2 separate regions of the Homo sapiens genome follow, and region 2 is linked to region 1. Evidence: chromatin loops called from intact Hi-C (ENCODE). Cell type or tissue: mammary epithelial cell. All regions are shown on one strand. Each heading gives the region's core, and the rest is flanking DNA. Links, peaks and the distances in the headings are about the cores only. Region 1 has its middle 10 kb from the start of TEKT1. Region 2 holds the start of LOC124903908 (a long non-coding RNA gene).

Region 1 (15,080 bases), core at 2,656-10,655:
GCAGGGTGGGGCGTCGTCTCACCTGGGAAGTGCAAGGGGTCAGGAACTCCCTCCCGTAGCCAAGGGAAGCCATGAGGGACTGTGCCATGAAGGACTGTACTATTCAGCCCAGATACTATGCTTTTCCCACGGTTTTTGCAACCAGCAGACCAGGAGATTCTCTCAGGTGCCTACACCACAAGGGCCCTGGGTTTCAAGCATAAAAGTGGGTGGCCATTTGGGCAGACACTGAGCTAGCTGCAGGAGTTTTTTGTTGTTGTTGTTGTACCCCAGTGGCACCTGGAACCCCAGTGAGACAGAACCTTTCACTCCCCTGGAAAGGGGGCTGAAGCAAGGGAGCCAAGGTGGTCTTGCTCAGCGAGTCCCACCCCCCTGGAGACCAGCAAGCTAAGATCCACTGGCTTGAAACTCTTGCTGCCAGCACAGCAGTCTGAAGTCAACCTGAGATGCTCGAGCTTGGTATGGGGAGGGGCATCTGCCATTACTGAGGCTTGAGTAGGCGGTTTTCCCCTCACAGTGTAAACAAAGCCACCAGGAAGTTTGGACTGGGCAGAGCCCGCCACAGTGCAACAAAGCCGCTGTAGCCAGACTGCCTCTCTAGTTTCCTCCTCTCTGGGCAGGGCATCACTGAAAGAAAGGCAGCAGCTCCAGTCAGGGGCTTATAGATAAAACTCCCATCTCCCTGGGACAGAGCACCTTGGGGAAGGGGCAGCTGTGGGCACAGCTTTAGCAGACTTAAATGTTCCTGCCTGCCGGCTCTGAAGAGACCAGTGAATCTCCCAGCACAGCACTAGAGCTCTGCTAAGGGACAGACTGCCTCTTCAAGTGGGTCCCTGACCCCCATGCCTCCTGACTGGGAGACATCTCCCAGCAGGGGTTGACAGACACCTCATACAGGGGAGCTCCGGCTGGCATCTGGCAGGTTTCCCTCTGGGATTAAGCTTCCAGAGGAAGGAGCAGGCAGCAATCTTTGCTGTTCTGCAGCCTCTGCTGGTGATACCCAGGCAAACAGGGTCTGGAGTGGACCTCCAGCAAACTCCAGCAGACCTGTAGAAGAGGGCCCTGACTGTCAGAAGGAAAACAAACAAACAGAAAGGAATAGTATAAACATCAACAAAAAGGACGTCCACACCAAAACCCCATCCAAAAGTCACCAACATCAAAGACCAAAGGTAGATCAATCCATGAAGATGGGGAGAAGCCAGTGCAAAAAGGCTAAAAATTGCAAAGGCCAGAACGCCTCTTCTCCTCCAAAGGATCACAACTCCTTGCCAGCAAGGGAACAAAACTGGATGGAGAATGAGTTTGACAAATTGACAGAAATAGGCTTCAGAAGGTGGGTAATAACAAACTCCTCCAAGCTAAAGGAGCATGTTCTAATCCAATGCAAGGAAGCTAAGAATCTTGAAAAAAGGTTAGATGAATTGCTAAGTGGAATAACCAGTTTAGAGAAGAACATAAGTGACCCAATGGAGCTGAGAAACACAGCATGAGAACTTCGTGAAGCATACACAAGTATCAATAGCCGAATCAATCAAGTGGAAGAAAGGATATCAGAGATTGAAGATCAACTTAATGAAATAAAACGTGAAGACAAGATTAGAGAAAAAAGAATGAAAAGGAACGAACAAAGCCTTCAAGAAATATGGGACTATGTGAAAAGACCAAACTTACATTTGACTGGTGTACCTGAAAGTGAAGGGAGAATGGAACCAAATTGGAAAATACTCTTCAGGATATTATCCAAGAGAACTTCCCCAAACTAGCAAGACAGGCCACATTCAAATACAGGAAATACAGAGAACACCACAAAGATACTCCTCAAGAAGAGCAACTCCAAGACACATAATCATCAGATTCACCAAGGTTGAGATAAAGGAAAAATGTTAAGGGCAGCCAGAGAGAAATGTCCAGTTACCCACAAAGGTAAGCCCATCAGACTAACAGCGGATCTCTCTAGAGAAACCCTACAAGTCAGAAGAGAGTGGGTGCCAATATTCAACATTCTTAAAGAGAAGAATTTTCAACCCAGAATTTCATATCCAGCCAAACTAAGCTTCATAAGCAAAGGAGAAATAAAATCCTTTACAGACAAGCAAATGCTGAGAAATTATGTCACCACCAGGCCTGCCTTACAAGAGCTCCTGAAGGAAGCACTAAACATGGAAAGGAACAACCAGTAGCAGCAACTGCAAAAACATACCAAATTGTAAAGACCATCGACACTATGAAGAAATTGCATCAACTAACGGGCAAAATAACCAGTTAGCATCATAATGAGAGGATCAAATTCACACATAACAATTTTTTTTTTTTTGAGACGGAGTCTCGCTCTGTAGCCCAGGCTGGAGTGCAGTGGTGCGATCTCGGCTCACTGCAAGCTCCACCTCCTGGGTTCACGCCATTCTCCTGCCTCAGCTTCCCGAGTAGCACCTGCCACGATGCCTGGATAATTTTTTGTATTTTTAGTAGAGATGGGGTTTCACTATGTTAGCCAGGATGATGTCGATATCCTGACCTCGTGATCCGCCCACCTCGGCCGCCCAGAGTGCTGGGATTACAGGCCAATGGAACAGAACAGAGGCCTCAGAAATAACACCACACATCTACAACCATCTGATCTTTGACAAACCTGACAAAAACAAGCAGTGGGGAAAGGATTTCCTATTTAATAAATGGTGTTGGGAAAACTGGCTAGCTATATGTGGAAAACTGAAACTGGACACCTTCCTTACATGTTATACAAAAATTAACTCAAGATGGATTAAAGACTTTAACGGAAGACCTAAAACCATACAAACCCTAGAAGAAAACCTAGGCAATACCATTCAGGACATAGGCATGGGCAAAGACTTCATGACTAAAACACCAAAAAAAATGGCAACGCAAGCCAAAATTGACAAATGGGATCTAATTAAACTAAAGAGCTTCTGCCCAGCAAGAGAAACTATGATCAGAATGAACAGACAACCTACAGAATGGGAGAAAATTTTTGCAAGCTACCCATCTGACAAAGGGCTAATATCCAGAATCTACAAGGAACTTAAACAAATTTACAAGAAAAAAACAACCCTATCAAAAAGTGGGTGAAGGATATGAACAGACGCTTCTCAAGAGAAAATATTTATGCAGCCAACAAACACGAAAAAAAGCTCATCATCACTGGTCGTTAGAGAAATGCAAGTCAAAACCACAATGAGATACCATCTCACGTCAGTTAGAATGGCGATCATTGAAAAGCCAGGAAACAACAGATGCTGGAGAGGATGTGGAGAAATAGGAACATTTTACACTGTTAGTGGGAGTGTAAACTAGTTCAACCACTGTGGAAGACAGTGTGGCGATTCCTCAAGGATCTAGATCCAAAAATACCATTTGACCCAGCAATCCCATTACTGGGTATATACCCAAAGGATTATAAATCATTCTACTATAAAGACACATGCACGTATATGTTTATTGCAGCACTAGTCACAATACCAAAGACTTGGAACCAACCCAAATGCCTATCAATGATAGACTGGATAAAGAAAATGTGGCACATATACACCATGAAATACTGTGCAGCCATAAAAAGAATGAGTTCATGTACTTTGCAGGGACATGGATGAAGCTGGAAACCATCATTCTCAGCAAACTAACACAGGAACAGAAAACCAAACACCGCATGTTCTCACTCATAAGTGGGAGTTGAACAATGAGAACACATGGACAGACACAGGGAGGAAGAACATCACACACTGGGGCCTGTCAGGGGATGGGGCGCAAGGGGAGGGAGAGCATTAGGACAAATACCTAAAGTAGATGATGGGTTGGTGGGTGCAGCAAAACTTCATGGCACGTGTATACCTATGTAACAAACCTGCACATGTACCCCAGAACTTAAAGTACATAAAAAAAGAATCTAACTCTTGATTAATGGATATAACACCTTATTTTATTTTTCTGAAGAAATTGCTTATCAAATTTTTATTTTCACATTTTTTTCTACGTCTTCCATCATTTCTGCTTTCTCCAAGTTCCTTTTTCCTATTTGTTTGGATTTCTTTCTTCCAAGTTGGAGGCTGTCTTTAAACATTTGGAGATCCTGGGCTGCCTGTTTCTGTCTAAGTGTGACTCACTAAAAAGATGAATGAGAACTCTGAGGGAGTAGGTGAGGCTTGTCCACAGAAGGACTTACAACAAGGTCGCTGGACAGCAAACTGGCTTTTAAACTGGGGCGGGACTCCAAGATGTCAGAATGTGGGGGTCTTTTCTCAGGAGCCATTCAGTTATCCAGAGAGAATGTGTCAAACCTCCTGCTGGCAGTGAGGGTGGGGAGGCGTGCAATGGGTGGGTGGAGACAGCTGGGGTGCGCCTGCTGTAGGAGGAGGAAGGGGGTCCATCCTCCCCCTATACAGGCCACTTAGCCCCCCTGTTTTTAGTCCCATGCCTTATGCCCACCTTCTGTAGATTTGGATCTCCCCGTCCTCAGCACCTAGAGTTCTATAAGACCACCTCGCTTCTGCTTATTAGTTTCCTCATCTGCAGGGAGCCAGGTAGTGATCCCCAGCTCTGCCAAGTCAGCTCCTGCTCCTCTCCCTCTTCCAGATATTTGTGGGACTCTCTCATCCATGTTCATCTCTTCCCTCATTTTATCACCTTATGAGTTTATATATTCTTGATTCCTTTATTGCCATTTCAGTGGAGTTTTGGAAGGGGGAAGTGAGCAATCTGCCATGCTTACTCAGAAGTGGGCTGCATTTTAAAAACAAAATCGGCTGCATTGCTCAAAGATGAGGGAGGGTTTAGGAAAACCAATTTGTGTACAAGACATGCTTTCTCATGCATATATGTACGCAGGCCTTACATGATGAAACTCCTGTGAGAGGGGCCAGCCTGTGAAATTCCCAGATGGTGAACATAAGCCCCACCTCATTGAATTGCTATGAGGACTAAATGAGCTAACACAAGTAAAATGCTTAGCACAGGGCCTGGCATTTGAGTTCTCAAGGGATAGCAGTCATGATTATTCGGATAGTTTTGGGATGAACTTGACTAAGGGCTCTGGGGATTTAGGTGAACTTCTCTTCGTCCTCTTCTGTGCCCTGAAGGAGGAAGCACCTTCTGCAGGCTTCTCCTGGGAACCCCACCAGCCTGTGGATCTCAGAGCTCTTTGGAGTTTGAGAAGAGAATGGGGAAATCCCTCTGCTCTTGACAACCCTGACACTGCATAATCGGCATAAATGGGGGATCCCAGCTCAGACAGGAATGTTCTCGTTTCTTGGCATGAACCTGTCTTTTTGCAAACACAGTCACTTTTTGTCTGGCCCATCAGCCCTCCTCCAAAGGTTTCTTCTACTCAGTCCCGCCATACACATCGTTTTCAACATTAAAGTCACCCTTTAATTCGTAACAAAGAGATATGGGTTCTAGTTCTGTCTTTGCTACTAATTGCCTAGAAATAGCTCAAACTTGGGATCTAGATTTGATGTGCCCGATTTGAATCCCAACTCTGCATGAGCCATGTCCCATGGGCAAGCATTCAGTCCTCTATGGGCCTTGGTTTCCTCGTCTATCAAATGAAGATAATAATAGTTCCTAACTCATAGAGCTACGATGGGGCTGAAAGAAATAATCCACGTAAAGCGCCCAGCCTGCTACTCAGAGTTCAGATAAAGCTAGCTGTAAGGATCACTATCTTTCCCAATTTAGACTCTCCCACAAACTTTGTCAGGCACAACTTGAGGTGAGGAATCAGAGGAAATGTGATTTCCTTGATTTTGTCTGTAGCTTTTACTAGACCACATAGCAACCGAGCAACATAGCAACTAATGAAAGCAATTCTGTATAGTTCCAAGTCCAGGAGCTTACTTTTTCAAAAGTATGTCATTCACACTTAAAAAACTCCCCAATCTTTTTGAGTAGCTTTCATGTCATGTAGAAAAACTCTTTACGGTAAAAATGGTGTTTGATTTTTGTTTCTGCTCAAAGCAGTTCTTATCACAAATTTAAAAACTGATCACAAACGTCCTTGGCTCTTCTGAGCCTACTGTTTTATAAACGAGTTACCATACTGCCCTCTTGTGGAACATATTGATTTCCTTGAGTTAAAATCCTTGCTTAGATTTAAAATAGGACTCCCGTTTATAATTTATCATTCATAGTATTAGGCTCATCGGAAAGTATGCTTTATCCACATATTTCACAAAGCTCTTTTAAAAATTAATTATTATTTCATTTTCAATTGTTTGAACTTGGATACTTTATGTTCACTGATTCTGTCTTCCTACAGCGATTCTAGCTGATGGGTATGTCAATTCTGTTCCTCGAGCTTCCTCTGGGTTCAGAGGGCTATTCATAAACTAGTCCACAGCAATTCAGGCATAGTGGGGAGAGCAGGCCACAGGCCACAGGCCAATTGTTCTGCAGGGGTTGCGGTTAGAACTCAAGGAAACTGCCTGAAAGCCTCCTTTGTGCCAGCCCCCATCCAGCCTCACCCCAGCTGGAGGTGCTGATGATCCTAAAGAGGATCAGAATATGCCACCCCCAAAATATGCTACCTTGGCAGAAGAATATTTTGAGCTATAGGCAAGGAAGAAACAACAAATGCAGTAAAAGTTCTCTGCCTTCCCTTATCTGCCTAAATGCAGGACCTAAATTTTGCTTTGAGGAAGATGCCCCTCTATACCCGGAAGAAAAAGAGTGACTCTTATCACTGGTGATGGGAGTTGCATTCAGAAGAATCTGCATAAACCAACCTTATGGAGATAACTTTAATCTTCTATTATTTTCTCCCATATATTCCTAAGCACTTTCTCACAATTTATAACCCCAGAAGCCCAAACATTCTTTCCTTTGTCCAGTCACTTATCCATAATTTATCACCCTTTGTGAAAGTAGTATATAATTTCTCACATCTAACCACGTATTTGAGTTTCTACTTCTCTTTGTGAAGCTCCTGTGCACATAAAAATATTAATATCAATTAAAATTGTATTATTTTTCCTTTGTTAATCTGTGTTTTATCAGCTTAATTTGCAGGTCCCCAGGAATAGAACATAAGAGAGTATGGGATAAAGGTTTCCTCCCCTCTAATCCCAGGTGTGGAGTTGGTCAGCGGAGGGGCAGGAGGAGGGTCAGCAGCCTTGATGCCCCTTTCCAGGAGAGCTTCTTGCAGTGGGTTCGGCTCTTGAAAGTCACCTGCTTCAGCAACCTCAGCTGCTGTGCTTGACAAATGGCAAAAGACAAGACACCAACCACATGAGATCCCAGTGCACATTACCTGCCTCATCTTGACTTTCAGGTGGCTTTATGTGCCTATGCAGTGTTGCAATGTTAATCCTCAAGGGTGAAATCCAAGCTGGTTTATCCGCAGAGCTACCAGGGCCAGTGGTGATGGTGAGCAACGAGGCACCAAATTTCTTCTCCTAAAATACAGAGGATCTGTTCAACACACTCGCAGTCACAGCACAAAAAGCTATTCTGTATTAGGTCAGCAAAGGAAACCAGTCCAAGTGCAAAGGCAATTTTAGATCTATGTCCTGTTTCCTGTGGAAACGCGAAACTAAAGGGAAGCTCACTGGTAGGACAGAGCGAGCACCCGTGAAGGTGCAGCCTTTTTTAAACTTAAGTTCTGATTCAGCGGCGGGTCCTGCGAATCCATCCTTTAACAAGCATCGCCTGCGGGAGGGGCTCTGATGCAGAGTGTAGGAGGGCTGCCTGTATTCCGAGAAACACTGGATGGTGTCTGCCACGATTCAATAGCAGACATTATTACAATTATCAGGAGACTTTGCCAAATAGTAAAATAAGAATAAATATATTTACATTTCCCAGGGTTTGGCCCAATCAGACTTTGCTTGGCTCACATAAATGCCAGCACATAGGTATTTGCAAACAATAAACATATGTTTAGCATCCTAAACTCTACTTTGAAATAAAACATTAAGGAATAGTCATGATTTATGCAATTAGTAAGTCCATAATTAACACTGAAGACTATTAACAATAATTAACACATAATTTTTACTATGTAATACTAATTTTATTTTTATTTTTATTTTTTAGTTGTGTTTTTGGGACAGAGTCTTGCTCTGTCACCCAGGCTGGAGTTCAGTGGCGCGATCTCGGCTCACTGCAAGCTCCGCCTCCGGGTTCACGACATTCTCCTGCCTCATCCTCCCGAGTAGCTGGGACTACAGGCGTCTGCCACCAGGCGCGGCTAATTTTTTTTATTTTTAGTAGAGACGGGGTTTCACCATGTTAGCCAGATTGGTCTTGATCTCCTGACCTAGTGATCCGCCCACTTCGGCCTCCCAAAGTGCTGGGATTACAGGCGTGAGCCACTGCACCTGGCCGTAATACTAATTTTAAAATACCTTTCACGACTCAAGGGATCAGGCAGTTGTTCAAATTTTTCTAAAGGCCTGAAAATTTTCTAGAAGGCTTACACCAGCATCCATGACTATCTTCCTTTCTTGAAAACTGGACCTTCAGATCTTATTAATGTGTTTGATAATTTCATCATAAAGAAAAAAGACAACTGCAATGTGCAAACATACTCTGCCATAGCATAGAATTGTTCTTTGTAACAAAGTTTGTTCAACACAAACTTTATATGAAAAATAATGCCCTTCAAGAAAAAAAAAACTCTCAAAATATACTTTTCTTGGAAGCTTCTGGTATTTGTATGGGAAATGAAATCCAGTTTAACCATATATATATATGTATATTTTTTTTGCTTGTGAATTTTAAAAAAGATTACTGAGTGCCTATTTTGTTACAGGCACTCTTCTCAGTATTGGCTTAGCACCATCTTTAAAGCAATTTTCAGTGAATATAATATATATTGATTATATATTATACACTTCCTTATTGACTAATATAAGATAGAATAGTTAATTTCAAAAAAAAAAAAAGTTTTTTCCTGGGCATCATTTTAACAGAAGTTCTGCTTCCTTTTCTTTCATGCATAGAAAATGTGTTTTCTCCTAATGCAGAGGAGTGGGGATGCTTTTTCTGCCCCTGAGTGGCCAGGAGAGAACTGCTTTCTCTTTGTCTATGAACTCAAGGGCCAACATTATTCTAGCAACAGTAGGACAGGTGGCAAAAGTGTTCTGGTGTCCTAGTTGTCGCCATTAGAAAGTTCAGGCAACTAGAAAGTTCCCTGAGGTCATGCCCTGCAAGTTATATACCTTACATAATGAGGCACTGGAGAGAGAGCCCAAAAATTCCCAATTAAAAATAGGCAAGCTAGGTGAGGTGGCTCATGCATGGAATCCCAGCACTTTGGGAGGCTAAGGCAGGAGGATCACTTGAACCCAGGATTTCAAGACCAGGCTGGGCAACATAGTGGAACACTGTCCCTATAAAAAATTTAAAAATTAGCAAGATGTGGTGTCATGTGCCTGTGGTCCCAGCTACTCAAGAGGCTGAGGTGGGAGAATTGCTTGAGCCAGGAGGTCAAGGCTGCAGTGAGCCATGTTTTCACTGCTGCGCTCAGCCTAGGCAACAGAGGAAGACTCTGTCTCAATTAAAAATATATGTGCAAAAGTCAGTGTGTTTTGATGTCTTTCTTCAAATCACTTAGCAGAATTCCTGCTGTTTTCATTTACATTAGATGCTTGAGACAGTTTTCAAGTGAAATATTATTTTTAAAGTCCAAAATCCCAAATTGCTTTCAAGGTGAATAAAAGGATTTTAAAAGATTGTAACAATTTTATTTCTGTGATGATCACTGAATCTAAATTCTTCATTCTCTAGACAGGGAATCCATCTAAGAATTAAATGGAAGGGAAAAAATATATATTTTTAGTCTGTGATTAGGGGAAATAGCTCATGAGATAAGAACTGGATATAAATGGAAATATGTTCAGGAGGAATGAAAAATAGGAAATTTCATCAGAGAAATAGAAACTACCAAAACACAACCAAATGGTTGCATTCTAGAACTAAAAACATATGATATCTAAAATATTAAATTCACTGGATGGGCTTATAGCAGGATGAAAACGACCAAAAGAAGTCAGCAAGCTTGAAGACAGAAACATAGAACTTATCCAATTTGAAGAACACATAGAACAAAGATTAGAAAAAAAATAATGAGACATATCTTTGGACAAAATGAATGCCTTTTGGAGGGAAAAAGGAGCCAGAGGAATAGGAATGGGAAGGAGATTTACTTCTCACTGTATTCCCTTTTATATTTAAAATTTTAATTCTCAGTGTGTATTACTGATTTAACAGGAAATAGATACATATTGAATTTTTATGCCCTAGCCCTACCTTCAATGACTGAGTGAGCAGGTCTAAGAAGAACTTTATAAGAAGGTTTTTGTTTGCTATTGATATGAACTGCTAGTTAGGAACTACAATCCTGTGATATACGCTGTTTTTATCACTTATTTGTTATAATATGCTGCCTTGTAAATAAATATCCCTGAGTATGTTAAGACACCAAGAACCTTAAAGAGAAAGGAAGGACAGAAAATACGTATTGAGCATCTGTTGCAATTTGCCTACTGATATGGTTAGTATCAATATGGTGGAGGTAATTGAATCTTGGGGATCGTTTCCCCATGTTGTTCTGATAGTGATTGTGAGTGATAGCGAGTGAGTTCTCACAAGATCTGATTTTTTTTTTTTTGTTTTTGAGACGGAGTCTTGCTCTGTCACCCAGGCTGGAGTGCGGTGGTGCAATCTCGGCTCACTGCAACCTCCACCTCCCAGGTTCAAGTGATTCTCCTACTTCAGCCTCCTGAGTAGCTGGGATTACAGGTGTCTACCACTATGCCCGGCTAATTTTTGTATTTTTAGTAGAGACGGTGTTTCACCATGTTGGTCAGCCTGGTCTCAAACTCCTGACCTCAGGTGATCCACCCGCCTTGGCCTCCCAAAGTGCTGGGATTACAGGCGTGAGCCACCGTGCTCGGCCAAGATCTGATGGTTTTATTAGAGGCTCTTCCTTCTCTCTGCACTTCTTCTTCCTGCTGCCTTGTGAAGGTGTCTAGCTTCCTTCTTGCCTTCTGCCATGGCTGTAAGTTTCCTGAGGCCTCCCTAGCCATGCTGAACCGTGAGTCGATTAAACCTCTTTCCTTCGTAAATTACCCAGTCTCGGGCAGTTCTTTATAGCAGTATGAAACTGGACTAATACACATACATGATTTCATTTAATCTTTATAGTGCCCTATGTGGTAGATATTGTGTTCATTTGTCACAGATGAGGAAACTGAGATGCAGAGAGACAAGCAGTTTGCCCAACATCACACAGCTGGGGCTGGGCATAGTTGTTCATACCTGTAATCCTAGCACTTTGGGAGACTGAAGCCAGAGGATCGCTTGAGACCAGGAGTTTGACACCAGTGTGGACAACATAGGAGACTGTGACTCTACAAAAAAAAGAAAGAAAGAAAAGAAAGAAAGAGCCAGGCATGGTGGCAGGTGGCCATGTGCCTGTAGTCCCAGCTACTCAAGAGGCAGAGGTGGGAAGATCACTTGAGCCCAGGAGTTGGAGGCTGCAGTGAGCCACGATTGCTGCCACTGCATTCAGCCTGGGCAACAACAGAGCAAGACCCTGGCAAATAAATAAATAAAACTAAACATCCCCCAAACAAATGGACAAACAAACAAAAAACAAGGGAAACAAATCCTGCAAGTAGTATAAGCCTGAACTGGACTTGAACTTGGGTCTGATACCAGAGGCTGATCCCATGCTACCTACCCCAAAGCACCTAGCACTGTGAGATGCAGGGAGCAGAGCTTAAGAAGGGACTTGTTAAATGATGGATAAATAATGCAAACACTTTCTGATATATAGGCACTCAACTACTATTATTCAGGAAAACTACGAAATTTCTATTCATTATTCTGCCTGAATTACTTCTGGGGCCTCACTGCAAGAAGAAACAATGGTTAGGAACTGGAATTAATCCAAATGTAGGTTATGTAATGGCTTTACCAAAGCACCGATTTGATTTCGGCTTTCTTTACAGCAAATGACCAAATGTAGTGACTCTTTTAACTGGCTAGTCCTGACCCGGTTCATAGCCTATCACTGTAACTGAAATATTCTAGCCCTTTGTCTTATTTGTTATAAGACTTTCTATCTTGTTCCTACTTATCAATACTGGTCTAGAACTAATTTTAATAATAATAAAATAAAATTCAATTATTATTTTTGCAAAGGTAGTACATACATGTGTATGGTTCAAAGTGTAAAAGACACAAAAGGGTATTCAGTGAAAAGTCTCCTTCTACCACTCTCCCTGGACACCTAGTTTGCTTCACAGTCAGCCAAGGTCACCAGTTTCTTGTGTATCCTTCCAGAAATATTTATGCATTTACAAGCAAATATGTATATATGTTTTCTTCCTCCCCTCTTATTTATAGAAATATTTTTGAGGACAAAATAGATAATATCAACCTTTCTGCTTCAGCTACTCAGGAGGCTGAGGCAGGAGGATCACATTGATTTTTTATTGTTTTTCACTGAAAATTATCCTTTAGAGGTCATTTCGTTTGGCTACAAAAGGTCCTTCCTCATTCTTTTGTAGCTTCATGGTTTCCAATGGTAAGGATGTGCCATAATTTGTTTAGCAAGACACCTACTGATGGGCATGTAAGTTGCTTCTAGTCTTTTCCTATTACCAGCGATGCTGAAATGAATAACATTGTGCATGCAGGTGTCATTTTAAAGCCATCTCACCATTTCTTTCTTGCTTACTTTTGATTATATTTGGTCTTGTTTTTGGAGTACTTGGTAAAACCCTGAATATGTTCAACATTTGGTTTGGTTGCCTACAAAGCAGCCAAGAGCAAGCCTTCTAAGCCTGAACGAGTAGATACATATTCCCTGAGTGTCTCCAAAGCAAAAACCTTAGACCCTGAAAACAAAATAGTTTCATAAAAGTTACTCCAGTAATTTTTTGAGATGAGGCACTGCTCATCATCCTCAAATTCAAATTGCCAAAGCAGTCAAGATCCTGTTGTGATTCAAGAGCCCAGACTTCCAGACGTAGGAGACAGCCTGGAAACAAGGCTTCTGCTCAGGACCTTGTTGGCTGGGTGAAGAAGCTTACAGGAGAGCCCGTGGAGGCAGATGGGGTGCTCAAAGGATCACCCACATGGCTGGTTTTTCTTTAAGGAGAACCATACAGCAAGTGATGAAGGGCAGGAAATGGCCACTTTGCTCAAACTCCTGGAGGCAAATAGGAACAAGACTTAAGAAAGGTCTAGTCAAGCCTCCAACGTTACACATTGAAAAGATCATTATGCACTACCTTGAAAAGGACTAACCTGTCTCTTAGGAGCGTGTGAGTCAATATAGTGCTCCGACAATGGGTATAGTGGTTAGCATTGCAGGCTCTAGGGTCAGGTAATTAAAATCCGCCCCCTCCTTTTTTTTAACCATTTAGTAGCTGTAAGTAACTTCTTTGTGCCTCCTGTCTTCTAAAAAATTGGGTCATTAATCATAGCTCTCCTAAAGGGCTGTGTGTAGATTAAATGGGATAATATCTCCCAAGCACAGTGCCTGGCACATAATACATGCTTGATAAATGGTGGTTGTGGTGATCATTCGAGAAACAGGAAGCATTTCACCACTTAATTCTATACAAGAAGCTACTTTAAAATATCGTGACGACTTCTAGAAATCAATACATGTTGCACATATTCTTGACTATCTTGTTTCTAGCCTCAGGATTTTGATTTATTTTGTACTGTGGTGTCAATTACAGAGAAAAGCCACCTTCTAGAAATGAGAAATGGGGACCCTGAATGGAGCCTTGCTTGTGAACTGTGCCGGGACATCCTGGTGTGTGCCATACAGTCCTGTAATTGATCAGTGTCTTATGAATCTTTCCCATTTTTTTATTCCTTGTTGATTTGCTGTGAACACCTGAAAGAAAGATGGTGGAGAACATCTCTTCATCCTTACTGGCAGTGAAAATCTGTTATTTCAAAGGGGAAGCACATGCTTTATATCCTTTTATTCCCCTAAGGGCCTCTTAAAAGCACATCACAGTTATTTGGTAGGTTAAAATTCCAATGAAAAGCTTTTAAGTTATCATGTTTGTTAATTGCTAATTTGGGGTTAGCGTCATACAACAGGGGACTAAGTCCCCGCTACAGACGCAGAACACTAGGGTCTTGAATGCCCAGCTTCGCACAATGGCCTGTGATATTGATACTTATTATAAGGAATAGCAAGAATAAAGGGCTAGTGGTTTCTTATCAATGAACTCACTGCTCCACAGTGAAACCTAAGATGGAAAACAATTCACATCTTACCAATACCATTATATGAAGGGAGTCTTTTCCCCCCAATCTAGGTGCAGTTCAGTGGGGAAGTTGACACAGATCCCAATACTACTGGCAATGCTACCAAAACAGAGGTCAAGGGTCACAGTGGCCACTGTATGACAGTTAAATAAGAAGTGAATAAGATCTGATGTTTGGGTAGCACTTTTGCATCCATAAAATACTCAGGATAGCATGACAGATTTATCGAGGATGGGAAACCTGAGGCTTGTCCGTGGTGAGATCCAGGCTGGAAGCCAGTCTTCAGGCCCCTGGCTAAGTGTGTCGTCTCCTAGACATACTGCCTCTGTTCATCTCCCTCTGAATTCTTCTGGTTTCAAAATAACTAGTTAGCTCTGTCTCAACGCTTTCACACCTCCTGCTCTTCTATCGGCTGCCGTATTTGTGTCATTCATTTACTGAAATCATTTATTATAAAGAGTTTCTGCATTTTTATATTCTTTTAAAAGAGATAATAATTGTACAACTCTCAAAAGGCAAAAGATTATTCAGTGAAGCCTCCTTTACCCTCCACACCCCAGCCATCCAGTTCTCTTTCCAGAGGCAACCAGTGTTACCAGTTTCTTATGTATCTGTCTGGAGAAATTCTAGGGGTACACAAACAATTACATTTTACCATTTTCTATCATAACAATGGTAAAATACTATATATGTAATTCTTCTGAACCTTGCTTTTTTCATTTAATATATCTCGTTGGTCACTCCATATCAAAGAGATGTAAAAAAGATTTCTAATTATATATTTTACAGTAAAAAATACTCTATGACTGTTTCATAATTTA
Region 2 (15,080 bases), core at 4,588-12,587, 52 kb before region 1:
TTTAGAGACAACCCTGTGATTTTGAATAAAGATCCCTCTATGGGCCAGAAACGAATACAAAGGACCTGCTGTTAAGCCGCTGTGAAATGGAATGAGAGAAAAATGAAGAGATGAACTTGAAACTGGGGTTCTCAGCCTAATAGAATCGGCGCAGCTCCAGAACTCAGGATGCTTTCAATATCATTTTTACAGACAGCTGCTATATTGCCAAACTCCAGAGGACACCTTCCACATGGAATACAACATAAATGGTACCCTGTGGAGTTTTGTAATAGCATGACCCTACATGAGTGCAGGCGGACTAGGGAGCGAAGGACCAATCAAAGCCAGAACACTGAGCTTTAATGATTCCCGAAGGCAATTTGAGCCTGTTGTAGAAATAAGGGGAGGTGATTTCATAAGACATCTAGAGGTGAGCAGTCCACGTAGGATTACCACAAACATAGATTCAGAGATCACAGTAAGCCTCTCATAGGCACAGGTGCCTGAACAGATTATCTGAGTAAAAGAGTCGTTATATCAGACCCTCCTGAGAGATGAGGTGGGAGAATTTGAAAGCTGGACTGAGGATATGACTGTGCTGTGCAGAGATGGGGACACTTGCTGAGGAAACACACGAGGATGGGGAGTAGATTGGGGAGGAAAATGGGAGTGAGGTGACACATCTAGAAAATGGGAGAGCCGCTGGGTGTGGTGGCTCACACCTGTATGTAATCCCAGCACTGTGGGAGGCCGAGGCGGGTGGGTCACCTGAGGTCAGGAGTTTGAGACCAGCCTGACCAATATGATGAAACCTCATCCCTACTAAAAATACAAAAATTAGCCAGGCTTGGTGGCACATGCCTGTAATCTCAGCTATTTGGGAGGCTAAGGCAGGAGAATTGCTTGAACCTGGGAGGCGGAGGTTGCGGTAAGCCAAGATCGTGCCGCTGCACTCCAGCCTGGGCAACAAGAGTGAAACTCCATTTCAGAAAAAAAGAAAAAAGAAAAAAGAAAATGAGAGAGCTCAGGGAGACAACCCAGTCATAGGAAGTGATGACAGGGCTTCCGTGACCTGCATCATCCAGCTTTTCTTCTTACCTTTCAAACTAGGATCATTCTCACTTCCTGGCTTCATTTTCTTTTTTCTTTTTTTGAGACAAGTTTCGCTCCATCGCCCAGGCTGGAGTGCAGTGGTGCGATCTCGGCTCACTGCAACCTCCAACTCCTGGGTTCAAGCAATTCTCCTGTCTCAGCCTCCCGAGTAGCTGGGACTACAGGCACGTGCCACCACGCCCAGCTAATTTTTGTACTTTTAGTAGAGATGGGGTTTCACCTTGTTGGTCAGGCTGGTCTTGAACTCCTGACCTCAGGTGATCCACCTAAGTCGGCCTCCCAAAGTGCTGGGATTACAGGCATGAGCCACCGTTCCTGGCCTCATGTTCTTTTTTATATCCCTAATTCTTGTTAGGGCCAAGGACACCTTGGCCCTCTGCCTCTTCTTTTTCCCTTGTTCATAAATTCAGCTCCTAAGTCATCCAAACTGTAGAACTCACCTCCATTTTTTTTTTTTTCTCTTGAGACGGAGTTTCTCTCTGTCGCCCAGGCTGGAGTGCAGTGGCTCGATCTCGGCTCACTGCAAGCTCCGCCTCCCGGTTCACGCCATTCTCATGCCTCAGCCTCCCGCCACCACGCCCGGCTAATTTTTTGTATTTTTTTTAAGTAGAGACGGGGTTTCACCATGTTAGCCAGGATGGTCTCCATCTCCTGACCTCGTGATCCGCCCACCTTGGCCTTCCAAAGTGCTGGGATTACAGGCGTGAGCCACCGCGCCCAGCCAGAACTCACCTCCTTTCTTTTTTCAGTTCAGCCTCTCCAATTACCTGTTTAATTTCTTCCCATAAGAACCACAGTATTACATCAAACTTAAACAACCTTCCTTCTGAATCTTTGTATTTCTCGCCAGTTGTGCCGCAACTGAAAACCTCAGCGTGACCTCTGCCTCTTCCTCATCCCCTCCCTCTCTTCTGACTCTCCTTGCTACCATTCCATGCAACCACAAAAACTTCTAGCAACCAAGTCAGATTCTGTGAGTCTATGGTCTGTGGCTATCTTAAAATTCTTTCGTCATCTACTGAAAAAAGTCATATGATGGACGGAAGCAATACACAGAACAGGACGGGACATTAGAAGGTTGAGGGCATCAGTAGGTGAATCTGGATGGCTCACACATGTCTATTTCTACCGTATTAACCGTATTGTATATGTTCCTTTTAAAAATATATGGGACATAAGTAATTTGAATGCATAAGATTCTTTAAAAGACTCAAAGAATCTTTATCTCTCCTTTTTTTCCCATTACATCAGATCCATCCGAGGCTTTCATTGGCCTCTAGATTTTATGATCAGTCTTTTAACTGTTATTGCTATGACCACAATCCTGGGCTTTGCTTCCTTCTAGCAAATGGAATCTGACTCTGCTGCATTTTGGTCCCAGGTCATTTCTGCCCTTATCTCTCCAACCTTCATTTTCCTGTTATAAGATGGTGATAGTGATACCAACCTCACAGAGAAGTTGTGAGGATAAATTTTTTTTTTTTGAGACCGAGTTTCACTCTTTGCTGTATAGGCTGGAGTGCAATGGTGCAATCTCGGCTCACTGCAACCTCTGCCTCCTGGGTTCAAGTGATTCTCCTGCCTCAGCCTCCCAAGTAGCTGGGATTACAGGCACCTGCCACCACACCTGGCTAGTTTTGTATTTTTAGTAGAGAAGGGGTTTCACCAAGTCGGTCAGGCTGGTCTCGAACTCCCAACCTCAGATGATCTGCCCCCCTGGGCCTCCCAAAGTGCTGGGATTACGGGCATGAGCCACTGTGCCCGGTGTGATAAATTGAGATTATATATTTAAAATTTCTAACATAGAGTCTGGCCTACTAGTTCCTTCTTTATCCATTTATCTCCAGTATCTAGGACTGTGGGCTAGATGGTATGTTTTAAGGATGCAAGGATAGAGCATGATGAGAAGAGGGTTTATCAAGAGTCCTGGGACAGGACTGAGAGGAAGGCTGGGATGCAGCTGGGGAGGGATCATGCAGGAGGGCTGTGCTGGGAGTTGCACCAGAGGCGTTGCTGCAGGTAGCCTAAGGGATGGCTTATTGAGGATTCAGAGAGGCCTCAAGCCAAAAACCCTTGTCAAGAGCCAGGTTTCTTAGCCCCAGTGGACTCAGTCATCCAGAACACTTGTCATTTAACTTAGAGAGGTTCCAAGATACCCTTGGAAAAAGCATTGATTGCTAGAAAAAATTTTCATTCCAGGAAAACTTTTCTTTCCTTCTTTGGAATCTGAATAAAGGGGCAGGAAACAAAGCAAGGTCTCTCCTCCCACCTTCCACCACCACACATATAATCCGTTTTGTTATTTAATCATATATTTTTACTTGTATCTAAGCCAGGTCCTTTGGCAATGAGGAGGTGTGCAGGGATCGGGGTGAGGAAGTGCAGGACTGGATGGACATTTAAGGTAGGGCAGCTTTGGGGGATGCCACTTCCAAATGCAATGGGGACCATCACTGTGTATTCCCCATAGTTGTGTGGTGAGCAGCTCTGGATACCCTGACCACAAAGCTTTGGGGACAATTTGTTCACCAGAGGATGTGAGGAGGACGGAATACTCAAAGGCACTCAGGGATGGTGGAGCTTTGGAGCTGAGGCGGGCAAGGCCTCTCAGATGGTCACGCTGTTCTCTACCATGCTGGGTCAAAGGTACTCACAGGGCAGGTCCAGGACTGCATTCCGGACCTCAATCTCCTTGTCCATGGAAGCCAGTTCCTCCTGGAATTGTCTCAGCACAGCTTGGGGCTCAGGACCAGAGAAATATTTCTCCTCATGCTGAGAGGCAGAAGACAAGTTGGCTCAGCCCCTTGGGACTCTCAGCCCAGAATACTTCCCCTCCTTTGAGCTGCCTCCTTCCCAGGACCCAGGCATTTGCTTCTCACCATGACAGGCTGGCGTCTGCCAAGGAACTTTGTGAAGGTCTTTTGCATACGTGCCTGGTGGAGATTGGGCAGTAAGTCCACTATATCCTTCTCTGTCACATCCTTAGAGATGGGCGGGGGCTTCTGCATGGTGCATGGGCCATTAGGGATCCAGGAGTACCAGTCCAGCTGCAGGGAGGAGAGCCCAGAGAAATGCAGGCTGATGACCTGGGCATTTGATCCCCCACTTCTCCATCCCAGGAGCCGTTGTGGGATGATCACATAGGTTACCTGGCCCAGGTGGTTAGAAGCATGCTGACCTGTGCATGTGAAGATGCACATGGTGACAAAGTGGCAGAGCTGAGCCCGGGACTCTAAGGAGATGAGGAACCTGGTGAAATGAGAATCCTGGTGAAATGAGAATCAGAGATCTCGAAACCAGAACACGAAATAGGTCTCACGCAGGGAAAGCTATGTGGAGATACAGAAAAGAACTTTTCTGTGGTTCTGGCCTGCACACCCTAGGACTCCCACCTTGTGTGTGCTCAAAGGTTAATGCACTTGGGATGAACCTTGAGCTATGGGGAGAGGGGAGGGAAGAGTGAGGGAAAATACCTAAGAGAAGTTTTGTATCTAGTTCCAGAGGAAGCTCTTAGTGCAGAGGAGAGAGAACACTGTGTAGGAACAGGGCTGGGGAGATCAGGAGTGCTTGTTAGCATTTCTGGACACACTCTGGAGAATTCTCAGCTTCCTTGGGCAGGTGGGGTGTCTCATGATGATGTGAGAAGAAGCAGATTGTTTGCAGAGGAGTGGGTGTTGACAGGGTTCAGTGGGGAAGGATCCATGTCTCACCCCTGGTCTTGGGCCCTCTGCAGTCCAGTCTCAGTCATCTCTCTGCACCAGGCCTGCAGCTCTAGATCATCCTTCATGGCTTGGTCACTATTGTAGAAAAGCCCAACCATCCCCTCCACGTACCTATTCCCTGGGAAGAAGACACTCAGTCTCAGGGGCCAATGCAGGACCTTCTGGACCTACAGTCCCCCGCCCCTCCGTTCATTGCCTCTCTGTGCCACCTTCACCTACCGGCTGATGATTCCCCACAGCCTGATGGCATCTTAGCCATAAAAAGAAGATTTCACATCCAGGAGCCCACGGTCAGCCAGGTCATCAGGAGGACAGAGGGAATGATAGGTCAAACAAGCCATGGCTCTCTGAAGAATGTCCACGTGGCTTCCACTACCAGTGCTCACCACCTGAGGATAACCCACAGCCATGCCAAGTTGCAGAGGGAGGGAGATGAGTATCAGGAAACTCCAGGCCTATGATCCTACTCTAGCCCTTTTAAGCAGGAAGCTCTTCAGGCATGAGGCAGGTTTGGGAGAGGCCTTCCATGGAGGAAGGAGAGCTTGGGGGAGGAATGGGAAAGGGAAACAACCCCTAGGATTCTTCCAATATTGAACCATCCTCCCCTTCACCCATCCATTTCCATACCAGGTCAAAAATTCCCCATTCGGAGACAAGACTACTCTGGGCCAGCGTGTTGATCGCCATGGTGTAGCGGAAGTGGGGGATCAGGAGCTGATTATGGAAGAAAGAAATGGGACATGGTCAAATAAGAGAGTTCCCAGCATCCATGAGGGAAGAGGATGTTAAAGGAAGTGACAGAAAAGAAGGGAGAGGATGGGTCTTTATGAAATGGAGAGACTTCTCGTTAAATTGGAGTGGGTCAGGGTAACATTTGGGAATATAGAGATGGGAAAATGTCTTCTCAGAGCATCCCGTGGTGAAAGTTTTAGGAGTTCACTTATTTCCACAGTTTCATGTCCTTGGAAGAATTCTAAAAATCCCATATCCTCGCAGGTACCCACATATGAGCCCATCCCTTTTTGCCTTCACCCTCCTATAATTATATTCCTTCTCCTCTCTCTGTCATACAAACATGTGCAATATTGGATACCCTAAAGAAAACCTGTGCTTGACCCCCACATCCTTGTCTTGCCATCTCCCTGTTTCTTGCTTTCCCTTTCACAGCAAATCTTCACTCAGTGTTGTCTTTGCTTACCCACCTCACATTTGCTGCTCACCCCCATGAATCAGGCTTCCTCCACTTCCCTGAGATGGCGCATGTCCATTTATTAACCAATGACTTCCATATTGAGAAATCCAAATGTCACTTCTCTGTAACTTTCTTGATCTCTCAGCAGCACTTGAGACAGATAATCACGCGTCCCTCTTGAAACGCTTTCTTTTCCTGGCTGCCATGGATTGCACTTTTTGATTTTCCTCCTACCTCAATGAGGTTCCTTCTCTTGTTTCTTTTCTCACTCTGCTCCCTTCTCTCAGTCTGTAAATGTTGGTTCACCCTAGAGTTATATCTCGGTCAAATTCTCTACAAACCCTAGAGAACTTCATCCAGTACAATGACTTTGATACTTTTGTTTTCTAATGACTCTAAAATCTGTATTTTCAACCTACACCTCTTCTAGGAACTCCAGACTCACATATCCAGTTGCCCTCCTGACATGTGCAAATGGGTCTTTATAGGCATTGGAAGCCCCACATGGTCAGAAAATAACTCTTGATTCTTCTCCCCGCTAAGTAACATGGCTTCTTCTCTCATCTCCTCCCACTTCTTCTTCCTCCTCATCCCAACTCATGCCCTACACTTTAATCTCACCCAATCTCAGCCATTATCCATGTTCCCTTCTTTCCTCGCCTCTTTAGATCTTTGTGGCTGTAATGTTCCACCCCTCACTTGCCCACCTGGAAACCTCCTCAGCCAAAATTTCAACTCCTTTGCAAAACCTATTCTCACTTCTCCCCCCAACTCATAGTAAGTGTGTGTCCTGGGTGTTTCCATATTACTGTGTATGTGTACGCGTGTGTGTATGTATCTGTGTATGTGTCTCCACATATAAATTGATTGCTGCTAGACTGAAATGTACAAGGTTAGACTCTTTGTAGGAGTCTGAAATATGAAGGACAGTCAGATACAGAATGACAGAGATGCTGAAGTACCTTGTAGATAGGATGGAGGCTAGGCAAGCTTCTCATTGTAGCCACAGCAATAACCTCAGCAATCAAGTGTCCCCTCAGCAGATGTGACTGTAACTGCTGCAGCTGGAAATCAGAGCTCCGGACCCAGGTCTTGGCCAGGAGCCAGGCCATGGGGGGATGCGAGGGCAGAAAGAGCAGAGGTGGGGGACATCCGTGTCAAGGTGGCTGGAGCTAGAGCAGGAGAGAGAGTGGGGGCTGAGAACTTGTGTATCTAAGTCCCTAAAGGAGATCAGTGTCTGGTAGAAAAATACCTGGGCCCTCTCACCTGGATGACCATGGGTAAGAGTCCTCCATCAGGCTGAAGCTTCAGCATGACCAAAGGGGCTGCCACGCATTGCTGCTTAAAAATGATGACATTAGGCTTGACTCCATCCAGCAAGGAGAAATCCACTTCAAACAGAGATCCAGCCTACAGGGCCAGGGGCAGGAATAGAAAACAGGGTTGGAGTTGTTTCTGGAGCTGCCCTTCTCTCATTTTCCAGGGTGGATCCTTCCTCTACCCACCCAAGTCTTTTTTACTTTAAACACCAATCACTTTCTGCAGAACCAAAAAACTGAATGCAAAGTTTTCATGACTGATGTCTTCCTTCAGACTTGGAGCTCCCTGCAGCGAAGTTTCTGGTTTTCCACCACATAAGGCCACTGCATTCTTCACGTATCCCCTCTTCTGCCAGCTTTAGCCAATGTAGCAAAAATATTTCCTTTAGCTACCCATCTCCCCCCAAAAACAGATTCAGCTTTTAGCTCTCCAAGGCTTTGTTTAGTTTTTCTTGCTATTTCTCTCCAGAAGCTTGCGCTTTTCCCTAAGGCTGATATATGTTCAATGAAGAAGGAAGAGAGGAATGTGGAGAAAGAAAAGAAGATACAGGAGGAGATGTTGTAGATCAATGTTCTCAATCAGGGGCAATTCCTCCTCTCCCCAACCCCAGGACATTCAGCACTATCTAGACACATTTTTGGTTGTCACAACCGGGGGGATGCTGCTGGCATCAATGGGTAGAGGCCAGGAATGCTACTAAACACCCTACGATCCACAGGAAAGCCCCCCCCCCCCCCCCCCGCCAGCCAACAGAGAATTATGTGGTGCAGAATGTTAATAGTGCCAACGTTGAGAAACCTTGGGTGTAGATGGAGGAGATGAGAGAAGGGGCTGGAGATGGGAGGAGAAGGGAGGTGGGGGTAATGGCTGGGATGGTGGATGGGCAGAAAGCCCAGCAGCACCTGGAGTTCTTTCTCCAGCTGGGTCTTCAAGTCTTCCATCCCTGGAGGCAGCACCAGGCAGGCTGGGAGCCTTGAAGAACACCTCAGGAGCATGGGGTTTGCACCATTGAGAAACTGGTACCCAAAGAAGGCATCATTCTTCCAAGAATCATAAACCCGCTCTAGGAACATCAATTGGGGAGCACCCTGTGAGCTCTGAGCTCCGAACTCCTAATCCCACTGATCTAATCCTCCATCCCCCTCCTTTTTCAAATCCCTGGGTTGGAAGTCTGTATATTGGTTTTGGGAGGTTGTGAAAACTGACCAGCCAGGACAGTCTTTCCATGTGGGAATATTTTTTTGAAATCTTCCAGCCTTTTCACACAATTTATGAAATCCAGTGTCCCCTTAATGGCCAAGTCCTTCAACCTGTGGAAAGAATGGAGTGCAAGAAGATCAAGGAAGCATCCCACCTTGTGCCCTAGGAAGCAAGTGCCCAGCCTCTACCTGGTACTCACCCTTTTGCTAGGGAGACATTAAAGTCTAAATCCTTATCCTCGAGGAATCGCTCGTCCCTAGGAAGGTCCGGTTGCCTATTCCCTGCTATAGGCAGGATTAACCCATCTTTCCAGGAGCCCCACCTGGAGGAAGAACACACAGGTAGGGGTAAGGAGGCAGGTGGCAGGTTTCTTGGGATCTGGTAGGGGATCAAAGACTTCCTGGGGCTCAACGGTACACCTTCCTTCTTTCCTCGAGCTCCTGTTCCCGATATTTCTTAAACAGGTTCTGGGGGTCATCACTCACGGTCCGGGCTGGGGGAGAGGGACAAGAGCACATGCCCTCCCTGGTCACCCCTCCGCGCTCGGGTCTCCCCATCAGCCACCCTCCCCCTTCACTTCTCCCCATCTCCCTCATCTCTCATTTTCCCTCTTTTACAGTAGCCTCCCCCCACCCGCTTCTTCCTCCAGCCTGCCAGGGGCTGTGCCCCTTCTCCACCGAGCTCACCAGTACCCTCAGGCAGGCAGATAATTCCGTGGCCCTGCACCCAGCGGTAGCAGGGGAAAAAGGCCTCGCCTTGGGTCCCCGGGCCCTGCACTGAGATCCACTTGCAGAACCAGTCGAGACTCAACAGCACGTTGTGTTTGCGCAGCTTCACCATCAGGAGGCGCCCCAGGTGCAGGGGGACGTCGATCTCAAACTCTGCCTCCTGCGCGACAGTACACAGCTCAGGTTTTGGGGTCTTCAGGGAGGACGGCGGGGTCGGTGAACCTTCAGAGAATCCTGGCTCCGTTTCCCCTCCACAGCACAGCCGGGGAGAGGTGGAGGTGAGGAGGAGCAGCTGGTACTGCGGGGCGCCAGCCTCCCCCCGGGCCTGCCGTGCCCACCCCAGCGGGCGTCTCTGTCCTTCCGCTCGGGCAGGAAAATGCCTCTCATCTCTCCTGTTCCTCTCGCTTTTCCTATCAGGCGCACCAAGTGCACCCGACCTCAGCCCCTACCCCGCTTCCCAGGTTTCTCATGGGTGGGGCAGCAGCACCCTCCGAATGGCCCCGGCCCCCAGTGACACCTCTGAGTCCCAGGGCCCCAGCTCTCACCGCAGTCCGCGCTCACCTTTCCCCACACCGGTGGCAGCTGCTTCCCTAGGTCTGCCTCCCCGTGCTCGCCCACCAGCCATAGCTGCACCAGGTTGGGAGAGCCCGCCAGGAGCAAATCCCCGGTGGCTACGCGGACCGTGTACTTGCCCATCTTGCCCGGAGATCCGGGGAGAAATCAGCTTTAAAAGGATCTGAGACCCAGCTCCCAGGGAACCACGCCCAGCCCAGAGTGGCTGTTGTATTTGGGTTTCAGGCTCCCCACCTCCCACCCACAGATTCCTCCCCGACTAGGAGGAACGCTGGGACTGGCGCCAGGCTAGGGTCTCTGTATCCAGAGTTTCTCCCGGCGGCTCTGGAAAGGGCAGCCTCACCCTTATTCACTTGGCAAACACTCCCTGATGCCAGTTTCACACCCTGCCATGAGCCAAACACAGCAGCCTACGGACGATGACAGCTAAACACTAGCTCCCACCCAATTTTGGTGAATACATAAATAAGATTGCCACGGAAGTGAAATGGCTTGATCATAGGGGTATTTTTCAATGGAAAGTTGACACTCCCCAGACACTCCTGCTCACCCACGGCTCGCCTCTCTCCTGGACCTCCTGGGCTATCGTGAACAGAAGGGCTTGAACAGCCCTTCCACCTCCTCATGTTGAAAGAGAAATAAAGGGCCATTGTGTTTTCATTGAATGGGGGTCCATAATAAGAGCTCTTCTAGGTCTTTCTTGCATAAGCTACATCCAGATGAGTTGACATTTATTTGAAATAAATGTCTAGAACCTAAAGGTTCTTGTGGGGAAAAAAACTAAATGCAGCCTCTATTTAGATCTTTACAGTTTTCTCAAAACCTTTTATAGTTGTATGGCTGACTCCTAGTCATCAAATTGACAGTGACTTTTAAAAGATTATTGTTTATGTAGTCATAAAATATTCAACTTATTTTTAAAAAATACTGGTATGTTTATACTCCTATTTCATTAGTTTGTCTATAAATTTCATCATTACAATAACAAATATAACTGATATAAACAGTTTTTTTTTCTTTTGAGACAGTCTTGCTCTGTTACCCAGGCTGGAGTGCAGTGGCATGATCTCGGCTCACTGCCACCTCCGCCTCCTGGGTTCAAGCGATTCTCATGCCTCAGCCTCCTGAGTAGCTGGGATTACAGGCGCCCGCTACCACGCCTGGCTAATTTCTTTTTTGTATTTTTAGTAGAGATGGGGTTTCACCACGTTGGCCAGGCTGGTCTCAAACTCCTGACCTCAAGTCATCTACCCACATCACCCTCCCAAAGTGCTGGGATTACAGGCGTGAGCCACTGTGCCTGCCATAAACAGTTTTGGAAGTTTACACAACTATTCTTGATAAACATAAAGCTCAACTGGTGGACATCAAAGTGCCGGGCAGGTCAGTTTTTTTTTTTGGAGGAGATGGACAGTGTCAGTCTCCTGATAAGTTGGTGATGGGTAGGTAATTTAAAAGCTTCTATTATAAAATCTAGTCTCTCTGACACTGCCCTGTCCACTGCAGTCACATCTCCCAATACTGAAGAATCCTGAGAATACGAGCGGTCATGACACTTACTCACGTCATTCACCAGTAAAACCCTCTATCCTTCCTCCTCAAAATCAGGAATGCTCTCCTATCCTCCCCATTGACCCCCACCCCTCACAAGCTTCACCTCCACTCTGTGCCCTACCATTATCCTCTAGAGCCTCAACTTCTCTTTGAAGAAGATCCTTCTAACATTTTGGCAACATATTCCCTCCACTTAACCTCTAATTCCCATTTTCAGTTTCAGTCACCGACCAGTGCAATAACAGCTTAGACTTCATTTGTCACTTAAAACTCACCTATAGTATATTACCCATTTTGTGGTTTATCCACTCAGCCCATGAGCCACTCTCCCCTTCCTGAAGGTTCTGACTGGAGAGAGAAGAAAGAGAGAGAACAATTGAGTTTCTGAGGGTTTTCCAGGTCCTGTGAAATCCAGCTCAATTCTCTTCCTTGGGTTCTGTGAGACACCCAAGCGGCTTTCCAATAAATCCCACTTTGTTGCTTAAGTTAGCTTGAAGTAGGCTTCTAGAACAATTAACTCTACCATATATAAGACAAAAAAAAATTCCTGTCAGAAGGGAATTGCAGTGAGTCTCAAGAGTTGAAGTATAAACATGAACTTGTGTTCCTTTTCTAATAACTCTTCCTTTCTCCTGAGTAGCGGTTTGCTTAACAGTTTCGTGGCCAACTCCACAATTTTCCAATCATTCTTGTTTAATAGTATACTCTTGTTTCAATATTCAAGATTGCTTCTTTTATAGCTTCCATATCAAAGTCCATTCTAGACTCATCTCCTTGCCTCCAGCCTCCTTTCCTAAACTATGTTCCTCTCCACCTGTCCTAACTCAAGCTAAACCTGTTTTTGAACCTAGAGGCTTACAGTAAAGGAGAGGGCTTATCTTTTTATCTTTTTTTTTAAAAATGAACTTTCCCTTTTTTCTCTCTCTTTGAGTCTCATATTCTCATACATCTCCTATGAAGGAAGCAAAGAGAGAATGAAGAAACCACTTAGTAAGTAGTCAAATGTATCTCTGCCATCTGCTACTGGCTACCTGTGTGAACATTATATGGTTCTTATAAGCAATGTTTGGTTTTCTTGGAGCAATGTTCAGCTTCATGCCTATCTTTGCTACCAAAAGAACTCCTTCTAGAATGAAATCCGTATTTCATCGGGACACTATCCCAACGTCATTTTCAGGTTGGATGTTCCATTGTTTAGCCTGGAGAAACTGCAGTCTGATGGTTTCTGCCCTTCTGCTAGTCTCCACGACCCTTCATATGGAGCCACAGGAATCCCTGACATGCTCTTGTTTACCCTTTAAGGGCTGCAGAGAAGTAAAATGAGTTGAAAATGGCCTGCATCTTCTTCTAAGGCACAATACATTATGATTATTTCAGGCTTGGCACTCTTGACCAGTGTCTCATTAAAAAATGCTCAGTGAAATTTCTTCATTCAAACAGTAGCAAACATGAGTTGCTATATTAAAATATGCTCCCAAATTCAGAAAATACATGCCAAATAGCCCCTTCTTCTCCATAATGGAGGAATAAGACTGTGCAATGCTCTATACTGCTAAGATCTCAGAACTCTTCCATAATAACTTTCAGTATTCTACACCTCAGTGATGGTACTAGGAGATTCATATTCTGCCAATTTTCCCATATCAGTCAAGGACTCAATATAAAACAGTTGGAACACTTAAATTAGAATAATTAGAGGAGGGTTTATTTACAAAGGAACAACTTATGGTGGATAGGGTGTGATGGAACCAAAAAGGGATAGTGCAGGAGCCTGAGGCTGGCAGCAGTGTAGCTGGCACCATCCCTGGGCCCAAAGGAAAGAGGAAAGAGAGAAGTAACTAGCCGAAGGGTATGAAAGCTCATAATAGTATCCTTCCAGGGAAGAAAGAAGAAAGCATAAAGATAGAAAATAGATTTAAAGAGACCAAGTAGCTGTGTTGAGGAAACTCAAATTCAAGATAACACAGAGAAGGAATTCAGAATCCTATCAGATACATTTAACAAAGGGATTGAAATAATTTAAAAGAATCAAGAAATTCTCAGGGTGAAAAATGTAATTGATATACTGAAGAGTGCATCAGAGTCTCTTAACGGAAGAATAGACTAAGCAGAAGAAAGAATTAGCTTGAAGACAGGCTATTTGAAAATAGTCAAATAAAAAAATAAAGAAATAAAAAATGAAAATACACAATCAGAAGGGACAAAAGAAAAAATAATAAAAAAGAATGAAGCACATCTATGAGATCTAGAAAACAGCCCCAAAGGGGCAAATCTAAGAGTTATTGGCCTTAAAGAGGAGGTAGAGAAAGAGATAGGAGTAAAAAGTTTAAAGGGATAATAACAGTAAACTTCCCAAACCTAGAGAAAGATATCAAAATCCTAATACAAGAAGGTTATAGAACACCAAGCAGATTTAACCCAAAGAAAACTACCTCAAGGCTTTTAATAATCAAACTACCAAGGGTCAAGCATAAAGGAAAGATTCCAACAGCAGCAAGAGAAAAGAAGCAAATAACATAAAATGGAGCTCCAATAGGTCTCACAGCAGACTTTTCAATGGAAACCTTACAGGCCAGGAGAGAGCGGCATGACATATGTAAAGTGCTGAAGGAAAAGAAAACATTTACTCTAGAATAATACATATCGTGAAAATATCCTTCAAATGTGAAGAAGAAATAAAGACTTCCCCAGACAGACAAAAGCTGAATGATTTCATCAACACAAGACCTGATCTACAAGAAATGCTAACGAGTTCTTCAATTTGAAAGAAAAGGACATTAATGAGCAATAAGAAATCATCTGAAGGTCCAAAACTCATTGGTAATAGTAAGTACACAGAAAAACACAGAATATGAAAACACTGTAACTGTGATTTGTAAACTACTCTTTTTTTTTTTTTTTTCCAGGTTCAAGTGATTCTCCTGCCTCAGCCTCCCAAGTAGCTGGGACTACAGGCATGCGCCACCACGCCCAGCTAATTTTTGTATTTTTAGTAGAGACGGGGTTTCACCATGTTGGCCAGGATGGTCTTGATCTCTTGGCAGGATGGTCTTGATCTCTTGACCTCGTGATCCACCCACCTCGGCTTCCCAAAGTGCTGGGATTACAGGCGTGAGCCACCGCGCCCAGCCTTGTAAACTAGTCTTATACTAAATAGACCAAAAGATCAACCAATTGAAAATAATAACTAAAAGAAATTTTCAAGGGATGCATAGTACATTAAGATATAAATAGAAACAACAAAAAGTTAAAATGTGGGGGATGAAGTTAAGGCATAGAGTTATTATTAGTTTTCTTTTTGCTTGTTTATGCAAGCACTATTAGGTTGTGATAACAGTGATAAGCTTAAAATAATGGCTTATAAAATAGTGCTGGAAAATCTCATGGTAACTCAAATCACAAACATACAACAAATAGACACAAAAGTAAAAAGCAAGAAATTAAATCATACCACCAGAGAAAATCACCTTTACTAAAAGGAAGACAAGAAGAAAGGACGAAGAGAAGACCACAAAACAATCAGAAAACAAATAATAAAATGGCATGAATATTACTTATCAGTAATAACATTGGATGTAAATGTACTAAACTCTCCAATCAAAAGACATAAAATGAAGATTCAGTGATCTGTCGCTTAGAAGAAACACACTTCATTTATGGAAGACACATACAGACTAAAAATGATGTAAAAAGATA

The links. Peaks named below come from ENCODE experiments on the same cell type or tissue, not always from the same donor. Only the 100,000 strongest peaks of a DNase experiment are listed, where the experiment ranks them.
Region 2: a loop joins it to region 1, with 12 times the contacts of the local background. A loop is called at or near these places in 5 of 110 quality-filtered maps.

What each region holds. Positions count from the first base shown.
Region 1 is chr17:6,834,426-6,849,505 of GRCh38, reverse strand. No RefSeq gene overlaps it. Among named protein-coding and RNA genes, the nearest start is that of TEKT1, 10 kb to the right of the region's middle. In mammary epithelial cell, for the core only: a CTCF peak has its summit at 6,062 (motif pointing left); no DNase peak of the experiment used is centred there.
Region 2 is chr17:6,888,655-6,903,734 of GRCh38, reverse strand. LOC124903908 (a long non-coding RNA gene) reads left to right here and starts at 8,789. Exons shown (of 2, transcript XR_007065597.1): 1 at 8,789-8,870; 2 at 9,179-10,495. It also overlaps the pseudogene ALOX12P2. RefSeq lists enhancers at 9,054-9,553, 9,554-10,055. In mammary epithelial cell, for the core only: a CTCF peak has its summit at 9,373 (motif pointing right); no DNase peak of the experiment used is centred there.